2 separate regions of the Homo sapiens genome follow, and region 1 is linked to region 2. Evidence: read pairs that join two places in POLR2A ChIA-PET (ENCODE). Cell type or tissue: PC-9. All regions are shown on one strand. Links, peaks and the distances in the headings refer to the core of each region. The heading gives the core; the rest is flanking DNA. Region 1 overlaps IRS1 (insulin receptor substrate 1). Region 2 has its middle 80 kb from the start of MIR5702.

Region 1 (10,088 bases), core at 2,546-6,545, 180 kb before region 2:
TAGTAAGCTAGGGTCTCACAGGGCTTCATAGGCCATGGGAAGTTGCTTGAATTTCATTCAAAGTATGATGAAAGCCTGGGAATGTCAGTGTGTGTGCCTGGACCACTCACCATGTTACTAAGTTTTATTCTAGAGGGACATGGACTTCTTCTGTGTGACGTGTTACTCCTCATGCCTTTGAGTTTGATAGTGCCAATCAGCTGAGACCTCTTAGATAATGAACTAAAGCCACCTCTACCCTAGATTTTCATACATTCATTACCAGCATCACCGAGGCTTATTTTAGGGGTGGCTCCAAAAGGTTTCTTTTTTAGTCTTGCCACAGCGGCAGGCTGCACTAGCTTCTGAGATACCCATTGGTCAAACCAGGCCCTTTGCGTATTGCCACCAGAGTTCAGTCCTAGTTCCAGGCCTGTCTGGATGCTTGGCCACCCAGGTTATGATCATTAATGCATTCCTTGCAAGACATGTGTGCTCTGGTTTCTTTAAAGCAGGATCTCAATTCTATAAAGAATGGCTAAGGGCCCTTTTGTTGGGGGTGGGGTGTAAGGTGCTCATTTTAAGCCTCCACCAAACATTCCAGCTATCAAGAATTTATCCCAGTTCTTTTGTATTTTGAGTTGGCCTTTTTTTATTTTGGAAACCATGTCACCTGACGTGACCCATTCTCTCATTGGCCCTTATTATGGCTTGCGCTTATTTCAGCACTCTTTTTATCTTAAGTGGTTTTTAGGTTATGTGATCCAAATTTAGCCTTGCTGATAACACTTGGCTGCCATTTGACTGGCACTGTGTAGAAGTCTGTATGTTTTAGGAAGTAGAGTATTAGTTCATTTTAATCCTTTAATCTTCCTGTAGGCTAGATACTATTCTGCTCTAACACCTACATATCAGGCCTTTTTTCTGGTGACATGCAAAACCTGTAGTAGAAACATTTGGCACTAATCAGGTAAATGTGAGTTTGCTTTGACCTTCATTGCCTTTTTTTTTTTTAACTTGATTTTACTAACTTCCTGGAAAATTATGTTGGCTGAGTAAACTTTTAATGATGTTTTTTATTATACCATTTGCTTTTAGGTGTTAATTCTGTGATCATTCTTGTTTTGAGCTGCTCTCGACAGCTGGCTCTATGGTTTCATGAAGGCATGCTAGTGGGTTGATGAAACCGAATCCTACCATATGGAATGGTGGCAAGAGAGTGATCTTCATTATTTGAGTTCCTGCAATTATAAGGTTTTAGTAGGGAAGCAGAAGACACAAAAATATTCACTAATGAACTAAGCACTTCTAAACTCTGCCCTTGCTTATTATCTCTTTATACTTAATACCAGTGATCCTTCATCCAGTTTTATTCAGTGTGGAAATACACCTTTTGTGAAAGATGCAGCATTTCATAAAGTCAATGAAAGTAATGCTGGTGGATTGCTGGGTTTCACAAGCAGTCAATGACCAGTAAAGATCTAGCAGATGAGTCAACTGTTGAAGAAACAAATCAAAGATAATGACTACTTTAGTACTTCTAAAATGCATGGTAAAAATAGTATAGGATTGGCTGGGCGTGGTGGCTCACGCTGTCATCCCAGCACTTTGGGAGGCAAAGGCAAGTGGATCACTTGAGGCCAGGAGTTCAAGACCAGCCTGGACAACATGGCAAAACCCCGTCTCTACTAAAGATACAAAAATTAGCTGAGGTTGGTGGCACACGCCTGTAATCCTAGCTACTCAGGAGGCTAAGGCACAAGAATTGCTTGAACCTTGGAGGCAGAGATTGCAGTGAGCCGAGATCGTGCCACTGCACTCCAGCTTGGGCAACAGAGTGAGACCCTGTCTCAAAAAAAAAAAAAAAAAATATATATATATATATATATATATATATATATATATATATATAAGATTAAGAGAGGGCCTTGGGAAAATTCATAAAACCTTTGAATATTTCTACAGAAATGATTCTTTTTATGGTTGTTCCATGATGACCAAACAAGAAGTCGAAGTTGAAACGTGAAGGAAAAGTAATCCAAAAACATGAACACTTGATCAAACTTTGTTCATTTAAGAATTTTCTAGTAGATTCAATTAAAACATGCTTTGTTAAACATAAGGTAATATAGTTTTTTCATATATTTCAGCTTTATTCCCTAGTGTAAAATTTCAGTTAAATCCATTTACAATAAAAATTAGGTCCATGTTTTCAACAGATTTACTTTTTAAAGTGGCTTCTGTTTGGTTCCTGTTATGTTCAGCTGATGAAGACATCCTGCATAGTTCTTTTACGGAAGTGGCAGAGGAGAAATGTGGGAAAGCCTTTCCTGTTCCTCCCCAATTTTTGCAAAGTAGGAACTGGAGTTTTCTCGTTGCTCCAAAGCTGTGAGGCCAGCTGTTGAGTAGGCAGGTGGAAAAGCTCCATGGATACTTTACTCCTGTGAGCCTAGGAAAGTCCATTAGTGCTCATGGGGTTGTTTTAGAGAACTCACAGAGAGCAATATTAGTCAACTTTGTAGGAAACCCAGATAAGTTGGCGATTCCCCACAGGGCCCCGATAAAAAGTCTTCCTGGCCCTTATGTGGACCAGTCCAGGAGTAGGATGCACAGAGTACCCTTCAAAGAAGCTTATATGACAATAAATAGTGATTCAGTAAGAGTTTTTGCTACTTGTTAGTCAATAAAAATTTAAAGGCATTATCTTGTCTCTAATTTCCATTTCAGCTCAACTGTGTATTTCCCGAGGGAGGTAAGTCTAAGCAGATTTTTTCTAAGAAAAGAATATGAATTGGTGAGCTGGGCATAGTGGCACATGCCTATAGCCCCAACTACTCGTAAGGCTAAGATCAGAGGATTGGTTGAGCCCAGGAGTTTGAGTCAACCTGGGCAACATAGCAAGACCCCATCTCAAATGAATGAATGAATGAATGAGTAATATTTATAAAAAGAATAGGAATTGGTGAAGCTATAGTGTAAGCTTGCGAGAGCTAAGGATATATAATTCAAAAGGAGTGAAATAGAAGTATAAGTAGATTTTCTTGCCTTTGAGGAAAATTAACAAGAAACAAAGTTTGTGCGATAGACTTCTAAGTACACTATCGACAGCATTTCTATAACCACCGCTTAAAAATACATGTACACTGTTGTCTTTAAGGAGTAGTTGATTAGTGTCTTATGGTACATCTTGTAGAACAGCAAGCTAGGCAGCTGGTCCATTTCTGATCTGCTCGCATATAGATGAGCAATCAAACCTTGACGACGGCAACCCAAGAGGTGAATTGCGCGAGGATTCACAGAGGTTATGCTGTGGCGCACCCTCACTGTGATCTGCTTTAACTCCCTTTTCTAGGAATGCTAATGTCACCCTCTTTAATTCTCTCTCCTTTTTCTGGTCTTCATTGAGACTAATGATGTATGTGTCAGGCTTTGAGATACTTTTCATGACAATTTTAAAAGTCTCTCTGTAGGTAAATAGATTTTCTTTTTTTGAAACAGGGTCTTGTTATGTTGCCCAGGCTGGAATGTGGTAAAGTGATCATGGCTCCCTGCAGCCTCGCACTCCTCGACTTGAGTGATCCTCCTGCCTTATCCTCCCATGTAGCTTGGACTACGATGAGCACCATCATGTTCAGCTAACTTTTTATATTTTTTTGGAGAAGGGGTCTTGCCATGTTGTCCAGGCTGGTCTCAAACTTCCGACCTCAAGCAATTCTCCCACCTCGACCTCCCAAACTACTGGGATTACAGATATGAGCCACTGTTCCTGGCCAAAAAGCTGTATTTTTAGCTCTGATTCTTGCCACATTCCATTAGTGATCCTTCGATGTTTCTAAAGGAACATACACCATAGCAGTGCAGAAAAAGCAAAAGGAAATATTATTTAGGAAATCTAGTATGGGGGGAAATAATAAAACTTACTTTCAGACTGAGTGGAAATGATTCTTGGAGTGTGTTCTGCTGAAGTTTATCCATGATCCATTTTTCATCATTTGGCATGAACTACAGAGTTGTGTATAGGGATTTTCATTTTATTTGGATTTGAAGTTCATTTACTATACAACGGTCATACAAATGAGTTTGGAAGCTCTGATTACTAAGTGATTGGCCCAAAGATTATCATAGGATGGATTAGTACCCTGAGATTCATTGTAGGTTTCCACAATGAAGAAAAGAGTAGCTTGGGTATTGCTAAAAAGAAATTTGATTCAAAAGTCAGTTATTGTTTGTTTGTTTGAATGGAAGACTTATGTAGGGTCTTTTTTTAAATGGCAATTAAAGGTGATTTGGAATTACTGGGAGGATAGTGAATAATTCTAGATGAAATAAAACTTGACTAGTATCACAGAAACCAAGAGAGAAAGGCCAGAATACGTAGATACCTGGGCCATTGGCAATGGGATGCACTCACCATGACCTAATATTTTGGAATGTAGCTAGTCAAGGAGAGAACTATTTCTGTGTCTGTGTTGCTTTTGGAAAGCAGATGGCATCTTTTAAAAAATAGCCTTGAAATTCAAGCTCCCTGGATTGCTCGTTTCATTTTCACGTTGGCATTCAAAGGGGGTAACCACCAGGATCTGAGATGTGGCATGCATGAATGGCAGTTTTTGTGGATTTTGTTGTAGTATTTTTGTCATAAATGTGGACAGTAGTCTTCCAAGACAGCCTTAATGCAGGACTGTGAGAATCTTGTGTAATTCAAGACTGTAGAAAGCACAACATGGTATAAAAAGAAAAACCCCAAAAATGTAGTAATTTGAATAAAAAGAAACCAAAAATAGGATGGTATGGGAAGTGTTTAGGGAATGGTGAATTCAAACTAAGATGCCCCTCCAGCAGTACAAGGCCTTCAGCAATGCATTTTCTTCAGTTTCTTTTTTCCTGAAACCAACAGTCTTCCCTTTCTTGCCGTTGGAGGTACTGTATCATCATTTTTCCCCCTTTATCTTTCTATTCAGAAAGTTACTGTACATTCTTTGTTGTAAAAGCATTTAAAGGAAGATGATGATATAAATGTTCCCAAATGAGTTTTCTCTTCTGGATGATCGCAAGAGTATTATACTTTTTTGTAAGAATAACAAATGCACGCCTGTTAACGCTCTGGCAGACCACTTGTTAGGTAAGAGTTTTACCTGATTCCTTCCATTGGAAAGGTGTTTTATATTTGTAGGCTTGTCACTTTGAGCTGATTTTGTTCTTATGATCAGCCTCTTTTGGATTTTTATTCCTGATTTACAATGAAATATGTATTCGGCTGGTGCAAATGTTATTACAGGTCTTGGCATTTTAAAAGTAATGGCAAAAACTGCAATTACATTTGCACCAACCTATAGTTCTTCTGGCTTTACAGTAGGCCAGGAGCCAGCAAACTAGGGCCAAATCCAGCTGCCACCTGTTTCTGGAAAGCTTATTGGAACACCCATTTCTTTATGTATTGTCTGGCTGCTTTTGAGCTACAATGGCAGAGTTGAGTTGTTGGGGTAGAGACTATACATGGTCCACAAAGCCCAAGATATTTGCAATCTGACCCTATTAGAAAATTTGCCAATGCTTCACTGGCTAAAACTTTTAGTGCAATGAGTAAATTATACAGATGCTTCACTAGTGTTACCTGTGGTAGGTAAAGCTTATGTTTAGATAAAGATTTGCTCTCTCTCTTTTTTTTTTTTTTTTGCATTTTTATGTTCTGATGGCATTTTAGATAGTAATATCTCAAGAGGTATGAGCTGTCTGTCTATTAATTGTCAATGCAATAAGATATCAATGATAACTTCCCAAAGAATTCTGGCCAGAGATTCCAAGTGAGGATGCCACCCCTGAATAGTGATAGAGCATATTTATAGTCACTAAGGTCAAGATTTTGAGTAACTAAATTAATAAATCAAACCAAACTCACATCTCAGTTTTTCTGGAAAATAATGATTGCTGGTTGTTGGAACAAAATGAACCTTAGGGTGCCTAGTGCTTCTGTAATGAGCAAGGGCTATGTTGTAGGACAACAGCTCAGCCTCTATGCTGCCATTTTAGTTCTTTCTGACTTGCTTTTTGGATAAGCGGAATGCAGGGCACCCATGCAATCCAATAACCAGAGGTCTTGGCTAAAAATAATGGAACAGTTTAATTTTTCTGTAGTTTATGATGGAACATAATGCCACCTGGCAACCTCTGTTATCCATGTCTGTACTTATGGCTTTGTCATGATTTCCAAACTGCATTCATGGAACAGTCATTTAAGTTTCAAGATTGAAAATTTGTAGCTAATTATGTTAGGGAACTCTTCCAGAGTTTTGGATTTGGGGAATTTCAGGTTTATTGAGGTACCTATAAAATTCTAGTTCTGCTCAAATTTTAATATCTGAATCATCTACAACTTAGGATTCTTTGTGGGAAGAGTAAAGCTCTCTGGAAGCTCAACTAGCTTTTATTCGATTTAAAGTTTGATAAGAAACAAAACTGTCACTATAAGTGACAGTTGACCAGAGTGGAGAAGGGGGCCAGAAAGAAACAGAGGAATATAGCAAAGTAGGAAAGTATCAGAGAGATACAATGGATACTTTTTTTCCCTGGGATAGAGCTCTTGGAAGTTGGTATAGAATGACAATAAACCCGGCAGTCACCTGGGCTGTGTACAGCACAATTCCATGGAATTGTTTTCACACCCAGAATGGTGTAAATAGTGCCCCCTGTAGTTGTCCTCTCAAAACCTCAGTTACAGCAGCCAAATTTATTACCAAAATGCATTCCAAAGCAATTATGTTGTTGTTTTAGAAAGCTGAATTTTATTGGTCTGCTCTTCTCGTTAAAAACCAATAGTTAAGAATTGGAGTTGTCTATATAGTCATATTCCTGCCCACAGCTACTTAGGTGGTGTAGCTCAATATAGAACCCAGCTTGATTTCTAAGTTTAGCTTCACATCATGAGCTGGCAGTGAACCCTGCAAGTGTTGGTTTTCATGGAAGCAGCATGGAAAACATCAGCAATTCCTGCATCTCTGCTGAAATGCACATATGTGAATCTGCTGCTCTGAAGAGGACAGAGGTCTAGGGTTAGGTTTCACAATCATACTTTCACAAGATTGACCTTAGCTTTCTGCCTATTTGGTTCCAAGTCTTCTGGTGACAGCAAAAGATAGCACTTTGGACTTCAGACAGCTTTGATGGCAAGTTTTCAAGCTTTTTTTCTTGCAATATCTTTTCAATAAGGAATTGTTTGGTGTCTAATAAAAGTACATAATTCAATTTTTTAAAAAAGCAAATCATATCCTTCCTAGCATCATCTGAAAATGGGTAGAAGAGGGTGCTTGAGGGATTAAACATTTAGCCTTGTGTATGCATGCATGCAAGTGGTTGCCTTCATACGTGCCCAGATTTATACCAGCTGTGCACTTGTTCATCTTTTGTGGAGGGGGGTGGGGTTGAGGGTTTTCCTCTGATGCAGAGACATTCCAGATGGACAAGAATGTAAATGCCAGGTTGCATTTTTAGGGGCTTACTAATGGAGCCACAGCAGATTAAGAGGGTAAAAAAAATTATGACCGCATGTATTTGTAGGGAAGTGTGGACTGGACACTATTAGATTTGCTATCTGTGAGATCCTCTTGTATTGACATTTTATAAAGTAATTGGGTATTTTCAACTCTCTCTGAGGAGTAAGAATGAGATTCTTGATGCCGGCTTTTGTCAAAATAATATTTTAAGGAACATTTTAGTAAAGCCACTTATTGAATTGTAGTTTTAAAATTAATTTTTAATCTTGCAATAAGACAAAAAAAGAAAAAAATTTAATTTGTGCACATAAATGACTCATTTGGATGGTAGACTTATTCTATATGCATTATTATTATTATTTTTTTTCTGAGACAGGGTCTCACTTTGATACCCAGCCTGGAGTGCAGTAGCACAATCACGGTTCACTGCAGCTCAACCTCCTGGGCTTAAGCGATCCTCCAGCCCCAGCCCCCCAAGTAGCTGGGACTACAGGCATGCGCCACCACACATGGCTGTTTTGTACTTCTAAAAATAGAGGTGGGGTTTTGCCACGTTGGCCAGGCTGGTCTCAAACGCCTGAGCTCAAGCGATCTGCCTGCCTCGCACTCCCAAAACGTTGGGATTACAGGTGTGAGCCACAGCACCCAGCGCATAACTCTTCTTTCTCAGCTAAGCCTATGTACAAGTTCCAACAGAGTGCTAGGAGACAAAACATTTCAGTGCATTTTCATGGCTTTGTTTTTCATGGCATATTTGCATTTTATTGTGACTTCTGATTCTCTTGTATTTTCTCTGCTATAAAGAAACTATGTAGTTTTAAGTTATATCAAAAAAGGGTGTTTATTTGTCTTTGCATGAATTTTGAAAAAGTTTTCATTGTTTTCCATTCATTTAAAAAATACATCTGAAAATGTATATCTGCTTTAATCATAAAAGTGTTTCTCTGCTCACATGATCTTCATTCAGCTTTAGTGAGAAAATAAATTTGGGCACATACCAACTGTTACTATATGATAGGAAGTGCTACAGAATTGTGGAATGTGACTTGCTTCAGCAGCTGTTTGATGGCTAATGGTTCAGGGCATTTGCCAGCTGCCATGGTTCTGCCATGGTTCATTGGGGCTGTGTCAAAATCCTTGAAAACTTCAGGCTCAAGAACCCAGAGCTTATTTGACCCTTTATTAAGTGCTGGTACTATATTTAGAAGTTTATTTGCTGCAAACCTCTGTAAACATTTTCTCCAGACTAAACGTTTTCCTTTGTAGAGAGAATTTTTCCATTTTCCAGCATGGCATTGTAAAAATCTAGCAACCATATCTCACATTTATATAAGAAAGCATTTGGAATTGTCTTTCAAAACCACATGGGTGCCTAATGAATATTACTTGCTAGTTTGTGACTTTTATTTGTGTTTTGAGGCTTGTGTAATCCCTTGCACCAGCCCCGGACACAGGCAGTTTTGGATATTAGAGCCGATTTTTTCATTATCCCCCATTGGGCCTCTATGAGTCATACTCTGGACACAAATAGAAGTGAATGTATAATCACACAACCACTTATTCCACAGTTACTGGGCAAAATAATTTGTAATGTGCAATGAGCATCTTTGCTAAAGGAATTTACAAGAAGGTCTTGAAAGACAGTACCTGTATCTATCTGTAGAGCATCACAAATTTCACTTCCTTGGATATTTTAGGAAGGGTAGGTTGGGTGTGTCCTGTCTGGCTAATTTGGAGGTGGTTTCCATTAGCATCCAATCATTTAACCTCATCCCTTCACTGACACCTTTTTTTTTTAAACTCCCTGTAAACATGATGCCTTTTATGTTTCATTTCCACATTTCTAGCAGTAGATACTTGAGGCACATAGAGATATCTTAGAAAATATTGTGTATCATCACAGCCTCTTGGAAACCAAGAAGGGGATCAAAGTAATTGTCTGATTCATTATAATTATTTCTATATTATATCAAAGTTTAACCCTCTAATAAGAGGAAAATTTCTACCCAAGTCTAAATATTTATATTTAGGCATTCAAATTTTACATTTTCCTGATATTCAACTGTATATTGGGAAAGTATTTAGGCTAAAAGGTAATATGACATTCTGCTTAATGTTTTAGAAAATAAAGGTATTCGATTTTCACTTATGGTGTTTTTATGATTTTAGACTTACTCATCACGTGTTTGGTCATGGTAGTGGTCATGGTAGTAGACTAATGATATAGCTGCTGTTCTAGAAATTTAAAATATTATTTTTGTCTCATTCTTCAAGTATTATTTAAAATTATTTGTGCAGTAATAATTTATATAACATTCATCCACCAATTCCATGAAGTAAAAATAAAACAACCTTCATACATGAGTCCTGAAATGTGAAGAATCGTTTTCTGAATTCAAATGGAATCTGTGAATAATTAGGGGAAGAAGCTGTCTCTCCACTTTTTAATCCATTTTTTTGTCTCTGCCTCTCTCATTTTCTTTTCCTTCAAAATCAGAGAAGCAAAGAATTCTTTTGACACATAAATGTTTTGGCAAATTGTAAATTATTGATATGTTAGTATTTTTCTTATTAACTACAAACCATATTAGAAATTTAGGGCTAAAAACACAAATGTGA
Region 2 (10,088 bases), core at 3,059-7,058:
TAAATGGCAAGACTGAGATCTAAACCCAGGCCAGAGTGAATCCAGAGTCCATGCCCAGAGTCCACGCTCCAGCTAATATTCTACCCTCTCAAAGACTATGTTTACTGTAGCAGTAGAAAGTGTATTCTCCTCTGATGCATAAAATGCAGGAAGGACTTTACAATCCACTCCAATGAGTCATCTAGCATAGTGGAAATTCTTCAAGATTTTTCTAGCTGATTTTCTAGTCAGTACACTGAGTACTGGCTGGGGTGATGTTGAAGAAGCTTCTTAACCTCTTTGAGGTTCAATATCTCCACTTCTAAAATGGGGCTAATGATAATACCCAGCACATGGGAATTTTGCTATGTGATTATATACATGCAATGGATGGTGAATGGTGAGTTGCTAAGTCAATGCTGTTAGTAAGCAACTGCGTTATTCTTGATGAGAGATCATGAAACTCTGAACTAAAGACACCTGAAAGGAGGCAACATATATGAGAGAAACTCCTTGGGAAAAGGACGTGAATGAAAGAGAGGACTTCAACATGAAGCATCACTGGGAGGTAGAGGCAATTTAACTGAGGCAAGAATCACAGGACAAGGGACAGGCTTGTCGGGGGGAGGCGGATAAAGACTTCAGTTTGGAACACTTGGGTTTGAGGTGATGGGAGAATTTTTATGTAGATATGCTTACCAGGACTTTGCCAAATAACACACTTCTCCTCAAATTCTTGCTCCAGTTGGCTCTTGGTGAAACTCAACCCAAAACACTGAGTAACCCAATCAATAGCTCTATCTTGCTCTTGAGTGGATAAGATACATGCAAGATTTCACTTGATATTGGTCTGAGCAGTGTTCATTCACTGGCACTAGTAACTCAACCAGCATTAAATCATTCCATAGCTGAGAAGAAGTTTGATCAAAAGGACAGAAGATAGAGTTAAAGATGTGGGTTTAGGTGCCAAAAGCAGAAAGAAGATATTTTGAGATATCAAAGTGGATGAGAATGTCAAGGAGGAGAATACAAAGTCAGAAGCAAATTCTAGTTAGAGAGTCTTGTGAAAGCCTACATGTAAAGAACAGGCATTTAAAGGAAATCCAGAGAAGACAAAAGGCAGAGAAAAACTAGGGAATGAATTTCAGAACAAACAAGGGAGAAGAGTTTCAAGTAAAGGTTGACATCAGTGTTGAGTTCTGCAGGGATGACAAGGATCAAAGGACTGTGAATTTGCAATTACGAGAGTGTTGGAAACGTCTGAGAAAAGAGTTTATGAAGAGTAGTGAGAGCTGAAGCTGCATTTCAAAGGGCTATTGAAATACCGGGGCCAGGGAATGAGCTCTACTCAGTCCAATCTCAAGTGAAATCTTGGGCATATCTTATCCATTCAGGAGCAGGAGGGACCACTTGGTTGGGTTGCTCAGTGTCTTGAGTTGAGTCTCACCAAAAGCTGACTCCGGTCAGGATTTGGTGAGGAGTAGTGTATTTGGGAGGTGATGCCAGGAAGAACCAAGAGAAGAATGGGGACTTGAGGCAGAGAAGGGAAAAAACAATACAGGATGTTAATGATTAAGTTGATATGGGCATTTGGGGCTCATTTCTGCTGGGGACATCTTGGAGACGATATAAAATATGCCTTGGACATGAGCCCTTTGAGCAGTCAGGTAACTGAAAGTGTTTATCCTCCAATTCTTGCTTGTATTGACTAAGGGTTGTTCTCAGAGTGTCAACCCTGGCCCCTCTGACCTAGCCTGTGTCTGCAGAGTGCAAAAAACGAAAAAAACAAAAAACAAAACAAAACAAAAAAACACCACAGATAGGGTTACAAATGCATGCAATACAAAGCTGTTAGTGTTTATGGTGAGTGCAGAGGGAAGTGGCCAGGTTCTGCTATAATTAGGGATGGAAACAAGGAAGGAAGAGACTAAGGAAAGCAAAGGACTGAGAGATTAACATTTACTGAGTGCCGAATATGCACGGGATACTGCATATGTTAGCATGTGTGTGTGTTTCAGCCTCACGTAGTCCTCATGATTTCCATTTGAAGAAACTGAAATTCAGAGAGATTAACTTTGCAATGAGCAACAGAGACCCAGTTCTTTATTAGGTCACCTAAAGATCAAGCTACTCCACCATTCAGCAAGTAAATGTGGGGTGTTAATGTGGGCATAGTCAAAATAGTGGCCTGTGGTGTGTTTGGACAGATCATCTCATCGGAATGGTGCTCTTTGTTTCTGAATTTGTGCTTTCATTCCTTCCCTCATTTGGAAGGAGTAATTAATAGCTTGGTTTTAAAAAGATCCCCTGCAGGTTTACGGGCTGCACATGGAAATCAAAATAACTAAAAGAATAATGAAATTGTGTTAACAAAGGATATTATTATCTCTTCTAATTATTTATGTTGTTAGAAATTTGAACATAAGATTTGCTATGATTATCCTGGAATGCTGAAAATGGAAATTACTTGTCGATGTACTCATCCTGTCCCACTAAGGTGTCCCTCTCTACCCTTTCCTTGTGTTCTTCCTGGAGCTGCATTCGTCCTGTCTACTACCTGGGCTCCAGATTTCTTTCCTACCCAGCATCTGCCTTAAGGTTCTGACTGATAACACTCTGATTAACTTTGTCCTTCCTGGTTGAAACCTGTTTCTCTTCCTACTCATCTTTTCAGACCTTTTGCTTAAAAATCTCTTTCTTTATCTCCTCAATTAATCATGCAGTGGAGGCAGTTGTTGTGTTGCTTCTGGCTTTCTTCTGCCTCCCTTGATACCTCTCTCTTTGGTCCTAACCTTCGGACTCTTGGCACCACCCCAGCTAATCTGATAAAGATCATTCTGGTGAATGCTCTCCATGGGGAAGACTAGAGCAGCAGGGGGCCCTCCAAGCCCCTCCTTCCCAGGCAGAGTCTCTTTGTAAATTGTTGTTTTGTGTTAATGATTTTCCAGTTTTGGTTTCATATTTTTAAAATGGAGGATATAAACATAACAGCAAAGAAGCTTCTGAAAAAAAGAATAGAAACAAATACGCTAATCAATTGCACCACCCTGACAATAGCTGCTTTCTTTGTGCTTATTCTTTGCAAGTCTTTATTCTAGTGTGTAGTTCTGATTTCTGCATTTTAAAGTTAATATTATTTCAGGATCACTTAAAATCTATTTCTAAACAAACATCATAATTATCAATTTTAATGACCAGTTAATATTCCATTGTGTTGGTGGCACCAGGTTTAACAATTCTCTTTGTAAAAATCAGTTTTTAATTCTCTAGGATAAATGCCTAAGAGTGCAATTGTTGGGCTGTATGATAAATCTATTTTTAGTTCTAAAGGAAACTGGCAAACTATTTTCCAGAGTGGCTGTAGTGTTTTACATTCCCAGTAGCAATGCATGAGTGATCCAGTTATGTCAGAGGTATCTGAACCAGCGTGACTCCATCTTGAATAGGGGCTGGGTAAAATAAGGATAAGCCCTACTGGGCTGCATTCCCAGGAGGTTAGGCATTCTAAGTCATAGGATGAGATAGGAGGTTGGCACAAGATACAGGTCACAAAGACCTTGCTGAGAAAAAAGCATGCATGAAGAAGCTGGCCAGAACCCACCAAAACCAAGATGGTGATGGAAGTGACCTCTGGTGGTCCTTACTGCTCATTATACGCGCACCGTAATGCATTAGCATGCTGAAAGACACTCCCACCAGCGCCATGACCATTTACAGATGCTATGGCAATGTCAGGAAGTTACCCTCTATGGTCTAAAAAGGGGAGGAACCCTCAGGTTCAGGAATTGCCCACCCCTTTCCCTGAAAACTCCTGAATAATCCACCCCTTTTTTAGCATATAATTAAGAAATAACTATTAGTATTATTAGTTGATCAGCCCACGCCGCTGCTCTGCCTATGGAGTAGACGTTCTTTATTCCTTTACTTTCTTAATAAACTTGCTTTGACTTTACTTTATGGATTTGCCTCAAATTCTTTCTTGTATGAAATCCAAGAACCCTCTCTTGGGGTCTGGATTGGGACCCCTTTCTGGTAACTGTTTCTCCACATTCTCATCAGCATTTGATATTTGTTCAAATTGCTATTGTTTATTTTATTTATTCTAATGGGCTTGTCTGCAATAGTCTCAGATGAAGCTTGTTGTTTCATCAAAATTATTAATAGTGCTTCTTCCACTCTTAAAGTTGCCAGTTTCCTCAATACAGTATATGGTCATCACGCTAGAGCACATTATATACATGGCCACCTACTTTGCCTATACCACTACATTTATATATCTTTGTGGTTTTAACGTGCATTTCCCTGATGACTAATGATGTTGAACATATTTTCATGAGCTTATTTGTCATCTGTGTATCCTCTTCAGTGAACTGTTTTTTTTGCCCACTTTTAAAATTGGATTGTTGTTTTTTTCATGTTGAGTTTTGAGAGTTGTTACAACATAATTTGTCTGTTAGATATGTAATTTGCAAATATTTCTTCCATTCCATAATGTGTCTCAAACATGCTCTTTTGCAAGGCAAAAATTTACCCTTTTTTCTCTTTTATTGGTCATGTTTTTGTTGTCAAATCTAAGAACTCCTTTTCTAGTTCTAAATCTGGAATATTTTCTTTTATTTTTTTCTAAAAGCTTTATAATTTCTATTATACATCTTAGCCTATGATCTATTTGGACTTAATTTTTGTACATGGTATAAGGTTTAGGTAAAGATTCATGCATCTTTCAAAAAATTTAGTGGAATCTCATTTAGAATAGGAGTAGGAATAATAAAGTAGAGGTATATGAGGGTTTTTTTAAGTATGGGTTTTATTTCTAATTTAAGGGATGACTATGATATTGGGTATCTCAAGTGCTGGGAAATTCAAACTCAGTATGAGGAAAGAGGACAACCTCAGCTCAATAGTAAGTGAGATATTTACAGGGCAGGTGGAAGTCCTCTCATAACCCACAGAGGGTGCAGACAACATGTCCTGGAGTGGTCTTGCACAATCCCAGATCACAATCATTCCACTGAAATTATTCATAGTGCCACTTCCCCCTTCCCCTGTCAAAGGGGCTTGATTTCTTCAACACAGAATATGGTCATCCAACTGGATCACATTATGTAAGTGGCCACCTGCTTTACCTATGCCTATCTGCTTTTTCCACGTCCCTATCTTAAAGGAAATGCCACAGACCCCCAAATTTTATGTAATTGTCTAAGAGATTAATTTGGTGCTTTAATTTCAGAAAAGTATAGAAATTTCTTGCTGGAAGGGATCTCAGGGATGCTTCAGACAAGCTAACATGTATCTAGCCCTTACTATGTGTCAGACACTGTTCTAAGAATTTTATGTGCAATGGTCAATTCTCACCGAAACCCTGAAAGGAAGTTTTATCATTTTCATTTCACAGACAATGCTATTGGGGGAATACAGAGGCTAAGCAACATGCCAAGGTTTTGTGGCTGGGGATTAGAAAGTCGTGATTCAACCTGGGCAAAGTGGCTCCAAGGACTATGCTTAACCACTGCCCCAGTCACTTCCTCTCCGTGGTGTCCTGCAAGTGTACCAAGAGAACCCAGCAAGGTTAATAAATTTAAAGTGGTGAGGGAGGACCCAACCCAAGTTCCTATATTGTAACAGCTATATCTGGCAAGTTAAATGGACTGTGGAATAATAAAACCCAAATATTTCTGTGTGTGGAAAACCTGGGGTCTGATAAAGGCTTGGGTTATATAGTCCAGGTACACATAAAAAGACCTTGGACAAGTCACTTAATGGACTTCAATTGCCTCATTACAGAGGGATAATGAAAATACCTAACTCATATGAGGTGTGAGTATCTAGGTCGGTGATGAATTTGGTGTTGTCTGAGTTACATATCAGAAAAATCATTCAAACAGTATTAAAATAGTGAACAGTACTTTAAAGCATTAATGTAGTGTGGTGTCCTGGGCTATGGCTGGCTGGTTGACTGTGTTTACAACTTGGTTTGAAAAGTCACGGTTCATTCTTTTTTTTTTTTTTTTTTTGAGACGGAGTCTCGCTCTGTGGCCCAGGCGGGAGTGCAGTGGCGCAATCTCGGCTCACTGCAAGCTCCGCCTCCCGGGTTCATGCCATTCTCCTGCCTCAGCCTCCCGAATAGCTGGGACTACAGGCGCCCGCCATCACGCCCGGCTAATTTTTTTGTATTTTTAGTAGAGACGGGGTTTCACCGTGTTAGCCAGGATGGTCTCGATCTCCTGACCTCGTGATCCGCCCGCCTCGGCCTCCCAAAGTGCTGGGATTACAAGCGTGAGCCACCGCGCCTGGCCGGTTCATTCTTTTGTATGTTTTTGCTGCTCAGAAATGAAGGCAAGAGCCTCCCTCTCATATTTCTCCTTCCATAGGTAAAGATATAATTGGCCCAGCCACAAAAGTCAAGAGAACCTGAAATGCCAGTTGATATCCAGGTTTCAACTTTATTCTGAAACAACTTTGCTCATAGTTTTTATCATATCCCTGAATGCAATAGACACTTGTGGCTCATTGGTAAGTTTCCCGTTTATAGCACATAACTAGAGGCTGCATAAGGAGACACCTGGTTATGACACTATAGAAGAAACTTCCGCAGAGTTTATGGGAGGCTGAATGAATGGGCTGGGTTATACGCCATTAAGTATGGAGTGATTTTTATCAGAACAATATATATTTCCTTCTATATAGACAGTGGCTGAGTGTTTCAAGTTATATAACTAGCTGTTCTGGAAGGGTTTGAAGAAAAACAACAGGGGATTCAGTTAAAGGTAAAAGAGATTTAACCATCCTTTCTAATCCAGCTCAAAATTAGGAGCAGAGAAAGGTGGAAAATGGAAAGAAACATATAAAGGTCATAGCTATTTTGATTATATTGATATTGTGGAAGGTGAAAATTTAGGGTATGGGGAAGCATTATGGATAAGCAGGGGCCACGTGATCTGGAGCCAAAGTACCCAGGGTGGTAGAGTAAGGGAAGTTAATGGGTGTGATGCCATTGAGGCCTCAGTGAAATCATCTGGTGTTCCGAGCGGGCGTCTGCTCCATTAGGGGCCTGTAGTGACTGCTATAAAGCTCAGTTATACTGCTCAGTTGTTCTCAATGTTGGCTGCACACTGTCATCACTGGGAGCTTCAAAATTACTGTTGCCTGAGCTTTTCTCCTTGCAGAGCATTTCAGCTGCTCTGAAGAATCTCCCTAACATCTCTCGGAAGTAACCCCTTGGTTGGGTCCCTCACGGTGGATTTTTGTGAGTGCCATATAGCTTCTGTTTTAAGACACAGCAGCCCAAATATACCTTTCAAATTGGAAGATGAGTTGTACCTTTTTTCCAGCAGCTGTGGGAGGCAACTGACTCTTACTTCCTTGCAGTGGCTTACTAATTTTCAATTAGTTGTAAACATGCTTTCCACATTTGGTAAAGCTCAAATCATCAGTTTCACGTGATGGGGTCACAAACAGAAATTTATTTTATTATCTAGATTGACATTTTATACTCAATAACTGATTCTATGGAAAATTGTCTTAATTTTACCAATAACGAATTTGAGAGTTTGAGTCAGTTTATACATTTGTACATATATATTTTTCTCTTCATTTAGAACTTACTATTTCTTATCAAACATGAAGTTACTTTCAGTCCTTTAGTCATGGAAGATTCTCAGTATTAGAGTTCTAAAGTGTCTTTCTAGTGAAGAGTGCTTTAGAAGAGAGCTGTTTCATTCGTGTTATGGGGTGCCTAGCACTTTGCAATACTTAATACAAATGAAACTATAATAGCTTTTTTGTACTCATCATGCAATAAAGGCACGGCTTATCACTGAACACACTATGCAGTTAATGCTTCATAATTCTAGTTTCAGTATTTAACAGCTACCAGCCAGAATGTAACCTGACCTGACCTTTTTTGTTGATGTAAAGTGATACAAACTGATGAGTCCACACAGAAGGCCCTTTTGGTAGATGGCTCTTGGCTATTGGCTATTACCCTGGGACAAATAAAATAGGCTTTTCCGGAAGCCAGAGAGAACTGGGGGAGCACAGGAACTTGGGGTGAGATGGTATATATGGAGATTATGGGATCCTTTCGCTGGAAGCCCCTTGGCTCTGGATGTGCCCCCATCTGCTCAGGTCTAGATGACCTTGGGATATCCCAGCCTCTGGACATTCCTCACTCCTTTTCTAGGGAAACAGGGACACAGATGTGTGGCCTGAGGTCACAGAGTCAGTCAGCATCTACCTGGAGATTCTAATTCCTTCCCCTGGGCTCCAGCCTCAAGGGGTCTGGTTAACCATTATAACTGTGCTTTACTGATTATTATTTCAAAAACATTAAAAAAAACAGCTTTGGAAATCACTTTCCCATCACCAACACTATTGATTTTCCACTATCGATAGTTTTTTTTTTAAAAGGACATTTGTATGTAAATCGAGCAGGCAGGCAGATCATCATTTACATTTATATTAGCAGGGTGCTTATTGCCATTAATTATTTATTGTTTTTAGTTCTCCTGAAAGGTGGGTTCTCTGGTCTCCATTTTGCAACTGATGCAGGTTTCCAAGGACAGTGTGTTGCCAAATCCAAGTCAGTTTGGGCTTCTGTAACTCACCTGAGCATGGGAGCAGGACCTTCTCACACAGGCCAGGTAATCAGCTGCTCACTGAATGAATTTCTTTTTTTTTTTTTTTTTTTGTATTTTAGTGTCCTGTTTATTCTTTTTTTTTTTTTTTCTTTTCTTTTTTTATTATACTTTAGGTTTTAGGGTACATGTGCACATTCTGCAGGTTAGTTACATATGTATACATGTGCCATGCTGGTGCGCTGCACCCACTAACTCGTCATCTAGCATTAGGTATATCTCCCAATGCTATCCCTCCCCCCTCCCCCCACCCCACCACAGTCCCCAGAGTGTGATATTCCCTTTCTTGTGTCCATGTGATCTCATTGTTCAATTCCCACCTATGAGTGAGAATATGCGGTGTTTGGTTTTTTGTTCTTGCGATAGTTTACTGAGAATGATGATTTCCAATTTCATCCATGTCCCTACAAAGGACATGAACTCATCATTTTTTATGGCTGCATAGTATTCCATGGTGTATATGTGCCACATTTTCTTAATCCAGTCTATCATTGTTGGACATTTGGGTTGGTTCCAAGTCTTTGCTATTGTGAATAATGCCGCAATAAACATACGTGTGCATGTGTCTTTATAGCAGCATGATTTATAGTCATTTGGGTATATACCCAGTAATGGGATGGCTGGGTCAAATGGTATTTCTAGTTCTAGATCCCTGAGGAATCGCCACACTGACTTCCACAATGGTTGAACTAGTTTACAGTCCCACCAACAATGTAAAAGTGTTCCTATTTCTCCACATCCTCTCCAGCACCTGTTGTTTCCTGACTTTTTAATGATTGCCATTCTAACTGGTGTGAGATGGTATCTCATTGTGGTTTTGATTTGCATTTCTCTGATGGCCAGTGATGATGAGCATTTTTTCATGTGTTTTTTGGCTGCATAAATGTCTTCTTTTGAGAAGTGTCTGTTCATGTCCTTCGCCCACTTTTTGATGGGGTTGTTTGTTTTTTTCTTGTAAATTTGGTTGAGTTCATTGTAGATTCTGGATATTAGCCCTTTGTCAGATGAGTAGGTTGTGAAAATTTTCTCCCATTTTGTAGGTTGCCTGTTCACTCTGGTGGTAGTTTCTTTTGCTGTGCAGAAGCTCTTTAGTTTAATTAGATCCCATTTGTCAATTTTGTCTTTTGTTGCCATTGCTTTTGGTGTTTTGGACATCAAGCTACCAATGACTTTCTTCACAGAATTGGAAAAAACTACTTTAAAGTTCATATGGAACCAAAAAAGAGCCCGCATTGCCAAGTCAATCCTAAGCCAAAAGAACAAAGCTGGAGGCATCACACTACCTGACTTCAAACTTTACTACAAGGCTACAGTAACCAAAACAGCATGGTACTGGTACCAAAACAGAGATATAGATCAATGGAACAGAACAGAGCCCTCAGAAATAACACCGCATACCTACAACTGTCTGATCTTTGACAAACCTGAGAAAAACAAGAAATGGGGAAAGGATTCCCTATTTAATAAATGGTG

Evidence for each region. Peaks named below come from ENCODE experiments on the same cell type or tissue, not always from the same donor. Only the 100,000 strongest peaks of a DNase experiment are listed, where the experiment ranks them.
Region 1: POLR2A ChIA-PET joins it to region 2 with 5 read pairs; 3 of 35 experiments call an interaction of 5 or more read pairs at or near these places.

The regions. Positions count from the first base shown.
Region 1 is chr2:226,757,925-226,768,012 of GRCh38, reverse strand. The region is part of intron 1 of IRS1 (insulin receptor substrate 1); the gene reads left to right. Among named protein-coding and RNA genes, the nearest start is that of IRS1, 37 kb to the left of the region's middle. In PC-9, for the core only: no CTCF peak of the experiment used is centred there; no DNase peak of the experiment used is centred there.
Region 2 is chr2:226,573,932-226,584,019 of GRCh38, reverse strand. No RefSeq gene overlaps it. Among named protein-coding and RNA genes, the nearest start is that of MIR5702, 80 kb to the left of the region's middle. In PC-9, for the core only: no CTCF peak of the experiment used is centred there; a DNase peak (open chromatin) is centred at 4,959; H3K27ac peaks cover 1,340 bases.